Linked DNA regions of Mus musculus: region 2 is linked to region 1. The links are chromatin contacts, found by Hi-C or POLR2A ChIA-PET in ENCODE. All regions are on one chromosome and are shown on one strand. The core of a region is the stretch at or near the end of the contact, and the rest is flanking DNA. Distances in the headings are between cores, read along the strand shown.

Evidence for each region. A loop is a pair of places that touch in the nucleus more often than their neighbours do. ChIA-PET counts read pairs that join two places held with the same protein, here RNA polymerase II (POLR2A).
Region 2: a loop to region 1 is called in a map of heart, with 7 times the contacts of the local background. The contact joins the promoter of Mos here to the promoter of Rps20 in region 1. A Hi-C loop is called at or near these places in 12 of 37 maps with a recorded cell type or tissue (T-helper 17 cell, adrenal gland, gastrocnemius and 2 more). POLR2A ChIA-PET finds 5 or more read pairs at or near these places in 4 of 5 experiments (Patski and embryonic stem cell).

Annotation. Positions count from the first base shown.
Region 1 is chr4:3,832,903-3,839,517 of GRCm38, reverse strand. It overlaps Rps20 (ribosomal protein S20), which reads left to right and starts at 3,863. Exons shown (of 4, transcript NM_026147.6): 1 at 3,863-4,034; 2 at 4,227-4,326; 3 at 4,509-4,582; 4 at 4,835-6,615. The coding sequence starts at 4,032. The coding sequence ends at 5,017. Gm32823 (a long non-coding RNA gene) reads right to left here and starts at 3,869. Exons shown (of 5, transcript XR_881078.2): 1 at 3,584-3,869; 2 at 2,643-2,835. LOC115490074 (a small nucleolar RNA gene) reads left to right here and starts at 4,372; the gene lies at 4,372-4,439.
Region 2 is chr4:3,869,152-3,875,766 of GRCm38, reverse strand. It overlaps Mos (Moloney sarcoma oncogene), which reads left to right and starts at 3,662. Exons shown (of 1, transcript NM_020021.3): 1 at 3,662-5,109. The coding sequence starts at 3,953. The coding sequence ends at 4,984.

The DNA of each region.
Region 1 (6,615 bases), core at 2,614-5,113:
TTGTTGCTGAACATCTCTCTAGAGCTTGCTGTCCCTGGAAACCACTCTTCTTCTTAGTTGTTTTGAGTTGGACCTTTAAGATGCCATGTCCCTGAGGGCATGCATTGTTTGATACAATGCCAACAACCTCACTGGTATACATCAGAGTTTCCTCTTTTTTTTCTTTAAGAGCAGGTGATATTCCATCATATCTATGTGTGTGTGTGTGTGTGTGTTCTTTTCTTTACTCACTCATCTGTTGATAGATACTTAAGTTGTTTCCATATCTTGATTATCGTGAATAACACTGCAATGAACATGACACAGTACCTCCTTGAAATACTGTCTCATTTAGGGTCTCCATCACTGTGGAGAGACACTACGAGGCAACGCTTATAAAGGACAACATTGAATTTTGGATGGCTGACAGGTTCAGAGGTTCAGTCCATCATCAGCAAGGTGGGAGCATGGCGGCTTCCACTCAGGCATGGTCCAGGAAGAGCTGAGAGTGCTGCATTGTTCTGAAGTCAAACAGGAGAAGATTGCTCCTATCTGGCTAGGAGGAAGGTCTCAAAGCCCAGGCTGACAATGACACACTTCCTCCAGTGAGGCCACACCTCCTAATAGTGCCACTCCCTGGGCCAAGCATATTCAAACCACCATAGATACTGACTTTAAAAATAATTTCTTTTAGTTATGAACATGTGTCTGTTAGTGTATGCTACAGAGGTCAGAGGAGGGATGGCTTGGAGCTGGAGTTACAGCTAATTAAGAGTCCTCCAAGCATGAGTTGGGACCCTTGAGTTATGTGCTTTTAATTGCTGAAGCATCTACTTAGCTGTGAGATAAGGATTTAACAGATAAACAAAGGTGGGAGTTCTAGGACATATAATGGATTTATTTATTTAGTGTGGTGATGGGGTTGAACCAATGCTCTTGTATGCTGTGCTAGTGCCCTCAGTCAACTATACTCTCAGGCATACTTACAATTTCTAAAGGAAAACTGCCCTTGCTTTCTTTTTAAATGACTCTTCTTTAAAGATCTACGTCTTTTTTTGTATAATTGTTTGCCTGCAAGTGTGTATGTGTGCCACATGTGTGCCTGGTATCCAGGAGGTAAGAATTACAGGTGACTGGAGCCGGGCGTGGTGGCGCATGCCTTTAATTCCAGCACTCAGGAGGCAGAGGCAGGCGGATTTCTGAGTTAGAGGCCAGCCTGGTCTACAAAGTGAGTTCCAGGACAGCCAGGGCTATACAGAGAAACCCTGTCTCGAAAAACAAACAAACAAACAAACAAACAAACAAACAAACAAACGGAATTACAGGTAACTGTGAGCCACCATGTGGATGCTGGACACCAAATCAGCTCCTCTTCAAGAATGGCAAGGCTATCTGCTGAGCCAACTACCTTCCTCCCTTCCTTCTTTCCTCCCTCCCTCCCTTCCCTCCTTCCTTCCTTCATTTTCTTAGAGACAAGGTCTCTACAAAGCCCTCACTATGTAGACCAGGTAGGCCTTGAACTCACAGAGATTCACCTGACTCTGCCTTCCAAGCGCTGAGATTAAGTCCACTCACATAAACCTGGGGTGTATTTTACCTGTTTATCATTGAACTTTCTTTACCTCTCTCTCTTTGTGTGGTGCTGAGGTTCAATCTAAGACCTTGGGCATACTAGACAGAGGTTCCATTGCTAAGCCACATGCCCAGATTTTTTCTTTTTCTTTCTTCTATGTTTGTTTTTTGTTTGTTTGTTTGTTTGTTTGTTTTTGAGATGGGTACTTACTATGTAGTCCAGGCTGATATTGAACATGAGAGCCCCCTGCCTCTGATCGCCCAACTCTGGGATTATAGACCCATGCCACCGAGACCATGTTTAAGAAGTAAGGAATGTCTAAGGTTTGTTTTTTGTCAATAATTCTAGCTGGGAGTGGTTTCATTCACCTGTAATTCTGTAGCACTGGAAAAAGAAGGATGGAAGGATCTTAAATTTGGAGCCAGCCTCAGTGTGTATGGTGTGTGTGGTGTGTGGTGTGGTGTGTGTATGTACTTGTCCTTCTCAAGAACCCTGTTCAATCTCTGGACAGCCTCGGAGCATTGCTGTTCAGGCCTCTGAAGATGTAATTAATATGAATACAGATCACATCTCAGGAAGCTGCAGTATGACTGCATTTCTTTATTTGTTCCAGATAATCCTACTGATACATTATGCAGATTTAAAGTTGATGTCACAGTTAATAAAATAAAAATGCAGGTTTTAGCTATGGTGGTGGCCAATGCCTTTAATCCCACCCAGTATTCTAGAGGCAGAGACAAGAAGATCTCTGTAAATTCCAGAGCGGCCCAGACTAAAGTCTTAAAAAAAAAAAAAAAAAAGAAAAAAAAAAAAAAAGCAGACACTCAGGAGGCAGAGGCAGAGGCAGAGGCAGGTAGATCTCAGGGTGCAGGCCAGCCTGGTCTACAGAATAATTTCAGAACAGCCAGGGCTACACAAAGGAACTCTACCTCACACAAAAACAAAGCAGAACAAAACAAATAGTCAAGAAAGGAAAAGAAAAACAAAGTTAGACTTTTTTCTGATGTTAAGTCTACTAGTAGTCTAAGAGGTCAATGGATTATATTTAAAAATAATTGAACTCGAAAACTCCCCTAACTTTAACACTTACCTAATTGTTCAATGACAGCAAAACTTCATGTACACTGTGAGTCAGAAAGCCAGTTCCTAGTTAGGTCGAATCCCGACCAAGCAAGTGAATCGGTGCTGGCGCTCCCAAAGCTCAGAAGAACATGGCTTAGGGAGTTCTCCTTGGAGGGGAATCAGTGCTCTGGGTTTGGCAACTCGGAGCAAGTAACTTTCACCTACAAAATAATGTTATTTCCTCCTGTGTTGTCTGTAACCCACCTCCAGGCTTACATTCTATTTGACCTTGCGCAGTGGGTAGTGTAGATTAATCTGCACCATCCTCTGCGTCCTAGGACATTTGACCTGAGGACATTTGGCTTTCTTTCTGCTGTACGCAGACACTAATTTTATTATGAACAACTGCTCCGTTCTAAGGAGTCCCCGGAGGTCTCAGCCATCATAACATAGCAGAACGGAGCTCCATCGCAACATAGAGAAGAGAATATTAAAACTGGGTAGATGGGTTCCAGGCCAGGCTGCAGGTACAATGCCCTGTGACCCCACAGAGCACTGGGACTAGAGTTCTGCCTTCACTTAATTGAACTAACTGAAGCTAAACCTGGGTTTCCAGCAGATATAGACGTTTCCAATATTCCTGGAAGCCCAAAGCCAAAATATCACAAAAGGGCATTTCAGCTCCGAAAAGCAGTTTCCGAATAATTTTTAGAATATAAGCTTAGTAATTAATGGGGGGTGGGGGGGAGGTGGGGTGTGTGTGTGTGTGGGGGGGGTGCCACAGCTCTCGTCAGAAGACAAGTTTCCGAAAACCACTATCTCCTTCTACAAGGATTCACAAGATTGAACTCAGGGTGTCAGCTCATGGATGGAGTGCGTTTTCCTGCTAAGCCCTGACTTCTGTCTTCAGCACCAAGTAAATAAATGCCCTGTCACGATCATTCTTCCCCAAGGTCCGTGTCAGCTAACCTCAAAACAACTCTTCCCTTGTCAGACAAAAGCAAGCTGATCGAGTATGCATGCGAAGCATATTTCGCACTGTAAAGACCGTAGGTGCTTGTGCAGAGAGCACCTGGCATGAGTTTTCTCCGCTCCAGCTTCGTCTGTCCTCCGAGTCAGGACAGGGACTCCGCCGAGAGGCCAGAGGGCGCGCGCGCGTCCTCGCCTTTCCCGCCAACTAGGCGGGGACGCAGCCCGGCCTCCCCCACGGCGACCTCTTCGCGGGCGGGGCGGTTCCTGTTCCGGGTCACAAAGCACCCGGATGCGCACGTGCTTTATAAGCGCCCGGCGCCGTCCGGCCCCTCCTTTCTGAGCCCCGGCGGTGCGCGCTACGGAGCTCGGCCAGCCTGCTCCGTCCTGACTCACCGCTGTTCGCTCCTGCTGAGGAACAAGTCGGTCAGGAAGCCGCGCCTCAGCCATGGTGAGGTGGGGGGCGTCGCCACGCGGCCTGGGGCGTCGGCGGGGCTCGACTTGCTGGGGCGCCGGGAGCGCAGAGCCCGGGAGAGGGCTCCCGCCGCGGCGAGGGCCCGGGAGAGGGTCCTCATGGCGGTTGTGTAGGAGTGGGCCTCCACTTACGGGTCGCTGTTTGTTTTTCCCGCCTGGGTGATAACAGGCATTTAAAGATACCGGAAAGACGCCCGTGGAGCCCGAAGTGGCGATTCACCGAATTCGAATCACGCTCACCAGCCGCAACGTGAAGTCGCTGGAGAAGGGTCAGTACGATGCTCGGGGTGGCTTGGTGATCGCTGGGGCGCGGTCGGCGATGAGGAGATACCAACCGTATTGAGTTATAGTGATATTTCTTATACGCTATTCTGAGCCGATAGGCGAACTTGTTTAAAACGCCTCGAGTCATTCTGAGTTAACTGAAAGACCATGCTTTCTTAACCCGCAGTTTGTGCGGACTTGATCAGAGGCGCCAAGGAAAAGAATCTGAAAGTGAAAGGACCGGTGCGCATGCCTACCAAGGTAAGGGACAGGTAGACTCGAGTACTGGTAGACTGGTGGGGAGGGGGAAGGTCAGAGTTTGATTGCCAAATAAATTCAGAGATTAAATTTACATTCCTAAGAATACAAGTTATTAGGGGCCAAATGTCTGGTGGCGATTGAGTATGATACCTTTCTTAAAGCAAACTCCAAAACTCTCTAGTAAAGGTTGCTGAAACCTGTTAACATACAGAGAAAATGGTTCAGAAATGGACTAATTTTGTTTTATTGCAGACTTTGAGAATCACTACCAGAAAAACACCTTGTGGTGAAGGTTCCAAGACCTGGGATCGATTCCAGATGAGGATCCACAAGCGACTCATTGATTTACATAGTCCTTCTGAGATTGTTAAGCAGATTACTTCCATCAGTATTGAGCCGGGAGTTGAGGTTGAAGTCACCATTGCAGATGCCTAAGACAACTGAATAAATCGTCTTAATGGTCAAATTTTGCTGGCTTTTGTTCAGGTTTTTTTTTTTTAATTCATGTTTATGAGTGTAAATGTGTGTGTCACAGGGGTGTCAGATGTTCTTTGAACCACCATGTAGGTGCTGGAAACCCAACCTGCATCCTCGGAGAGAACAGGTTCCTTAACCACTGAGCAAGTACTGAAGCATTAAACTGCTTTTAAAAATGAAGGTGTGCTAACAGATTGGTCAGGTGAAAAAGAGACGTTAGGTTTCCTGCAGGGGGCGCTAAGCCAATTTAAAGACTAAGTTGGGTTAGAAAAGAGCAGATTGCATCCTTGATCTTTTAAGCCTGGGGATTTTGTTTTGTTTTGGGATAGGGTCCCAACACAGAACAGGCTGACCTCATTAAATATCAATCTTATTTGATTGCCTCTGCTCCCAGAGTACTGGAATTAAAGGCAGGGACCACTGTATTAGCCATTCTGAGTTATTTGAAATGGACTCTGCAGGCCATACTTGGTCAAAATTCTGCCTTCTCAATTACAGGCATGAGCCACTATGCCTGGTTTACTTACTAATAGATGTCCAAAGACTAGTGTATGAAAATTTTGCTTTTCCAGGTGATTTGTGAAAGGCAGGGTGGCCTCTCCCATGTCACACTACTTGGGTTACTCATGTTGCAACATATCTGCAACTTTAGGTTGAGGGGATTTGAGCCTGCATGTGCCACTTTGGCCAACTGAACTAATCTTTAATTCCATCTAAAACTTTTAAATCTCAGTCATGTGTTCAACTGGAAAATAACCTAGAGTGTGCTATGTTGACTTCAGGTACACATCAAAGCAGGTTTTAGTGATGTAGAAGCTGTGTTTGAGTTGAACTAGTGTTGAGGCTAGGCTTAGGTACCATAGAACTTTGGTTTTTCAAGACAGGGTTTCTCTGTGTAGCCCTGGCTGTCCTGGAACTCACTGTAGACCAGGCTGGCCTTGAACTCAGAAATCTGCCTGCCTGTGCCTCCCAACACACCCAGCTCTAGCTTTAAATTCCTTGCACCAAGAGATGCTTTATCCCTCCGCTGAGAATACAGGTGCATGTCAGCATGCTAAACTCTAGATAAAATTTCATCTTGTTTGAAAGGACAATAATATAAGAAAAGTGTATTTGCACTGTATACCATGCCCTTTTGTGTTTAAAGTTAAACTGGCAACAGTGTCCCATAGAGGTTCCAGAAGAAACTGCTTCTAAGGGGAGGACCATAAAGGGAAATGCTTACCATAGAACTTTTTAAATGTTCCTACAGGTTGTACTCTGGATAGGTATATGAACACCTTTCTATTAGAACAGTTTTATAGTAGTACTTAGTGAATATGTAAATAATACTATTTGTGAAATAGTTTGAGGTTTCTCTATAGTCCTGGCTGGCTTGAGCTCTATACCAGATTGGCTTCTAAATCAGAAATCTGCCTCTATCTCCTGAATGGTTATGATAGAGATGCAAGTTACTTAATTTCTTACATGAATTGCACTTTGTACATGCTTTTGGATATGGGCCTAGGCTTTTGCTTTTGGATTAGACTGTCTTTATTACATTTACTGGCTTGATA
Region 2 (6,615 bases), core at 2,413-4,912, 36 kb before region 1:
GGACAGAACCAAGTCTTGTGCAAGTTTCACCCTCAGACTTGCTTCAGTCCTACAAAATGTAAATCAGTCTCTGAAATTCGAAGTTGAGCGCAGGGAAATGGAAATAATTCTATGCGCACTTCACAGATATGGAAATAAGTCAGTGTTCTATCCACTAGGCATAAAATTCAAATTTCAGAAGAATATTAATAGCATAATGTTTGCCTTAAGTAGATTGAGAAATCGTTGTGTGTTTTCCAGTTTGACTCGAATCTCTGCCTTGGAACTTTTAGTAAGACCTGTATTTTTTCTATGTTTTAGCGTTTGGGCTTTTTTAAACGTCAAAAGGTTTTCGACCTTAATAAGAGTTTGTAAAGGGAGCGCAGGGCGGGGGAGAGGGGGAGGACACCAAGGGCTCCTATGCTCCACTTCTTCCAACTTTGCCATTCGGAAATCCGGCTGGATGTAACCTGAGCTCACTGAGGCCGCCCAGCTCCCTGAGCAGCCTGTGTTCGGGACTGCGCGTGCGCGAACGTGGCGGTGCCCGGTTCCCCCACCCCCACCCCTCGCGGGTCTTGAGCGTCGTCGTGACGCCTGTGGAGTTTCAAAGCCTTTTTAAAAAATGTCTCTCAACGGCTACGCGACGACCCTGAGACGCGGTAGCCTGCACGGAAGGGCGGGGAGCTCCTCGGTGGCCTGTGGGGACCCCAGGGCCTTAGCCACTGGCCCCCGGGCCGGGCAGCAGCCACCGGGCGGGTCCGAAGGCGCCGCCGCTCGACTTCCGGAACCCGGAGCAGGAAGGAAAAGCCCGTAGGGACTCCAACACCGACCGGCGTCCCAGGAGCTGTAGATTCCGTATCTGTGGTCACACCTGATAAACTCGCTGATATCCGCAGATCTCCAAGCCGAAGGAACAGATGTTCACACTTCCAGGAGCGGCCAGGACCAATTCCTACATCGCACCTGCCCTGTTACCTTCAAATGCTGTCTTTTGTCTTTGGAGATCACAAAGCCTTATTGCATCTGATCAGATTAAAGTTAAAATTCTGTAGATTGGACATTTACGGATAATATGACGTGCTTTTATATCTTTAACAAAACGAAAGTGCCGGAAAACACACTTTAAACTTTTAACTTATCAATAAAATGAATTCATTTAGCCCCAGTAGATTATTTTAAGCTAGTGATATTTAACACGTCTGTGTTTCTTACCTGGTATAAGCCCCCAAATACCAGAGTTTTATTTCTATGAGTTTCATAAATAAGTAGTAGCTAAGTTCCATCTACTATAAATCCGGAGCAAAGGAGAATTTGAAATCTCTGAGTCTTTCTCACAACGTAAGGTTGGGTGTGCTTTTACTGTCTTTTCCAGGGATGGAAACTCAGGTGGTGGTACAGTAAGAAACACCAGCCATCTAACCCAGAGCCTTTGTACTTTATCTCTAAAACCAGGCTTTTATCCATTTCTGAGATAAAATTTTCATTTCTAATCACAGTTTAGTATTTATCCAAAATGTAAGGTATTTGTGAAAGTATGATTCGTATTGCATGCACAAATCACAAGCCCATTGCTTGAGATCCACCATGTATCCATAGACCCAAGGGCTTTAATTGCATGTCCATTATTCCGTACTTATTTTCTTTTACAGGTATTTGAAACTACAAATGGGTTACACCCTGATTAACCCCATCATAGGTTAAAAATACTGAAATGTTGTATACGTGTGGACACAAAGTCAGCATTAAACAAAGTTAATTAAAATCATAATAAGAACTTAGGTGATAAAGGAAAGAAAGTTAATATAATGGTAGATCTTTTCAGAGTAAGGGCAGTTTCCATAGTAAGACTCCAAACTCCAATGTTTTAACTTTATAATGATATGGCATCCTTATGCACTCAACAGACCTCTCTGCTCAGATTGCCCCTCTGTAGCACTGTCATTCGGGTTAATAACCATCTCTGACATTTGCTAGGTAAAGCATTTAACATATGCATTTCCACTCATCAGTGCTTACAGCCTATGATGGGGTTACCAGGGTGTAAACCGTCTGCAGTTTTAAATACCCACAAAAGGAAACACATAGAAAGCAGTGGGTACACCATTAAAAGCCTTGAGTAGATGGCTGGTGAGTGGAATGAGCTCAGATTTGTGCATACACAGTGACTCATACTTTCACCAATACTTTGCATTTTGGATAAATACTAGACAACTTTAGAAGTGAATTATTTATGAGGTTGTCTTAAAATTAAAAATTACAAAGTAATAAATCACATTGTAATGTATTTTGTGTGATACCCAGAGGTTTAAGGCAACCTATTACTCTTATGCTCCTGAAGTCCACAATTCACAGTCCTGAACTATAATCTTATCTTTGTGATTGCTGAGCAAATTTGCAGTATAATTTCAGTGCTTTTAAATTTTGTCCTGCTTACTATTTTCCTTTTTTATTTGGGTTTGATATGCGTGCACAGAATGGGGCTTCTATTAAAATATTCCATGGCTTACATTTTTAATATTTTGTTCTCTTAATATGTTCAAAGCTACTCAACTTTTATTCCCGAAAAATGTTTACTTTAATTATTCTAATTTCTTACATAAAGCATTGAGGTGCTAACAATTATATACTATGTACAAGATGGCAGACTAAATCATATCATACCATCAAGTAGAAACCTGGAGTTTGGTGAACTTTGAGTTGTTTATATGTCTCTCCTTTATTGTCTTCTCAAAACCTGTGATTCTGAAGTCAAAGGGACACAGCTGTCACATGAAAAGTGATCACTTATCACCTGTATGCATAAAACACCTTACCAAGCAGCTAAGAGGAATAACTCCTAGCCACTTTGAGAAACGTTTTTGAATAAACAGAGCAAGGCTCTTCCCCATTCTCCCAGAGATATAGCATAAAACTGAGCGCATTTTTATAAAACAAAAAAGGAGGAATGTGTGGTTTGATGGCCAGACCCTGAATTTGTGTTCAGCATCTGCTTTTCCATATTATAGATGGGTACCAGTGATTCTGAGCCATGTCTATTTCTCCTGACTTTTCCTCTGTTTTCCCACGCTTGCTGATATTTACAGCCGTGGTCATCACAATCACCTTTGTTCCTTTCTTCCTTCCTCCAACTCTGCATTAAATTCCAGGAACTTGCTTTCTGTGAAGTCTAGAATCTGTCTTGAAGCAAACTCACACTCATGGGGTGGCTTAACTTGCCTTGGAAAGGGATATTGGGAGGTCACTGTGTTGTTATGTTACAGAGTCTTAACTTGCTGTTTAAATCAAATACAGTGTCAGAATGCTCCCTTCTGATGAACGTAAAAGGTATGTGATCTGACTTCTATAAGTGATTGTATTTGGATCAAAGACATTAAAGTTACAGATGTTAATTCTTACAAAGGTTGCATCTAATAACCCTGGCAAGTAGTTCAACAAATGTCTGCTGTTTGTATTGCAACTCTTGCAGCCAATAGCTGCTGGGAGTGATTTAATGCAGCTGGAGACTAGCACTAACAATCATTATAGCCTGAAAAGTGTGCACCAAGTTCACTGTACTTTTTTTTTCTCTTCAGTCGAAGGACTGATTAATGATCATCAGAATGTACTTGATTTTTTTTTTCTTCCATTGTATTGTGATTGAAGAATTAGTTGGAAGGTGACGTGAACTTTTGGGCAGGCCAGTACTGTTTAACGGGGGAAGAAGTTGCTAAGGATTCACTTTAGCTGTGAGCAATCGTTTCATCTGAGACTGCCAGGCTTCATCTGCACCCCCAACCCCACCTGACTTATTTTTTAAAAAAGAAACACCTTGTGGAGTAGTGATAGCACAGATGTGGCTGGTTTTGAGAATCAAGGAAGAAGGGAAAGGAACTGGGATGAAGGCAGCAATCTTCAGCCATGCTCCCAAACTTCCCTGGCTGTTCCTACTCATTTCTCCCTAGTGTCTCATGTGACTGTCCCATCTGAGGGTGTAATGCCTTCGCCTCTAAGCCTGTGTCGCTACCTCCCTCGTGAGCTGTCGCCATCGGTGGACTCGCGGTCCTGCAGCATTCCTTTGGTGGCCCCGAGGAAGGCAGGGAAGCTCTTCCTGGGGACCACTCCTCCTCGGGCTCCCGGACTGCCACGCCGGCTGGCCTGGTTCTCCATAGACTGGGAACAGGTATGTCTGATGCATAGGCTGGGCTCTGGAGGGTTTGGCTCGGTGTATAAAGCCACTTACCACGGTGTTCCTGTGGCCATCAAGCAAGTAAACAAGTGCACCAAGGACCTACGTGCATCCCAGCGGAGTTTCTGGGCTGAACTGAACATTGCAAGACTACGCCACGACAACATAGTTCGGGTTGTGGCTGCCAGCACGCGCACGCCCGAAGACTCCAACAGCCTAGGTACCATAATCATGGAGTTTGGGGGCAACGTGACTCTACACCAAGTCATCTACGGTGCCACCCGCTCACCGGAGCCTCTCAGCTGCAGAGAACAACTGAGTTTGGGGAAGTGCCTCAAGTATTCCCTAGATGTTGTTAACGGCCTGCTTTTTCTCCACTCACAAAGCATTTTGCACTTGGACCTGAAGCCAGCGAACATTTTGATCAGTGAGCAAGACGTTTGTAAGATCAGTGACTTCGGCTGCTCCCAGAAGCTGCAGGATCTGCGGTGCCGGCAGGCGTCCCCTCACCACATAGGGGGCACGTACACGCACCAAGCTCCGGAGATCCTGAAAGGAGAGATTGCCACGCCCAAAGCTGACATCTACTCTTTTGGAATCACCCTGTGGCAGATGACCACCAGGGAGGTGCCTTACTCCGGCGAACCTCAGTACGTGCAGTATGCAGTGGTTGCCTACAATCTGCGCCCCTCACTGGCAGGGGCGGTGTTCACCGCCTCCCTGACTGGAAAGACACTGCAGAACATCATCCAGAGCTGCTGGGAGGCCCGCGCCCTGCAGAGGCCGGGTGCAGAACTGCTCCAAAGGGACCTCAAGGCTTTCCGAGGGGCACTAGGCTGACTCCATCGAGCCGATGTAGAGATAAGCTTTTTGTCTCTGTTTATTTTTTTAAAGAAGTAAGGATGGTGTGGAAGAAAACATACCACTAGGGCATATTTTTAGGAAATAAAGTTACCACGAACTTCAGCCTGAAGTGCTTTTCCTAAGCATAACGGGGCCACAGATCTCATGGGCATCGCTGCTGGTAAACTAAGCCGTTTTGGGGTTCCTGGCCCTACTGTATCATTTCTGTAGTAAGGTTTGTTCCTGGATGAAAAAAAGAATGGGGGTGATGGTGGGAGGAGAGGACATCCCTGCTCCTAGGTATGAAGAACAAAGTTTATCGTGAATAAAAGGGAGACATAGGACATGGACCTGACTCTGAGCCATGTGAGAAGAGGTAGGAGGGGAAGGGAGAAGGAAGAGAGGAGAATCAGGTGTAGCAGCCCAAAAGAGGAGAAGTAACTAAATGGATTATACAGGGAAGGACAGCTGGGGAAGAAGGGCATGCCAGCCAGGACCACCCTGTACTGATAGGGATTGAGGGATGCAGGGAGAACCTGGCACCAGGTCCACTTTGTTGTGTTAAATAGGCACTTCAGCCATTTGTCCTGGGGTTGAAAACTTAGTTACTGGTAAAGAACATTTTTCCAAAAACGAATGGTACTATAGAATGCCACATTTCCCCCTGTAAATTTTCATGTTTCAAATCTCCCCTAACACATACCTAAACTCAAGCTGCAGTTTCCCTGAAACAAAACAACAAAACCAATGCTTTTTAAAGGAACAGTTGTTAACCAGCAGTGATGGAGCATACCTTTAATCCCAGCACATAGGAGGCAGAGGCAGTTGGATCTCTGATCTCTGAATTTAAGGCCAACCTGGTCTACAAATGAGTTCCAAGACTACAGGCTACTACTGTATAGCCAGGGCTACACAGAGAATCCTTGTCTAGAAAAAGCAGAACAAACAAAAATGAAAAGGGTTGCTTTCCTTTCCAGTCCATAAAGAAAGGCCATTTGTAATCACTTCCACATAAATTTTACAAATTGAATTGTTTTCAAGCAACAAAATTCTAAATGACTTGTAATAGCTTACATTTGAACGTTGTCATGAGCAGGAAAGTTGCAAAAACACTTCTACACTGGGTTTCTTTTGCTTCAGATTTGAGCCCAAAAGCAGATGGCAAAAATAAAGTTGTGTGGTGGGGGCAAATAGCAACCCAATGAAGAGGGAGGGCTGAGTTGGAAAGAAAAGACCAGTGAGATGGGATTGCTTTTTCTAGAAGTCACAACACTGGGTGCTGTGGAACTTGTCACTGGGACAACTGTGGCTTTCTCTGAGTGAGAAGAGTACATCGGTGTCCACGTGTAGAGAGGCCAGGCAAGTGCAATGGCTAGGACAGTTGGTGGCACATGCTTGCGCTAGAGGCTATGTGTATTGCAGAAAGGAGCAGAATCCTGGAGGAGGCAAGAGACATTGAATGTGTGTGGTTGTTTGGTTTGCTTTTAGGATGAAGAAGTAAATTTATTTGTAGACAAAAGCTGAGGAGACAAAGATAACTGGTGAGCTTTTCAAAACCAAACAGATGAAAGATGGAGCTATGGAAAGACTGGAGCCTTAGAGGAAAGGGAACTCTCTTCCAGGATGGG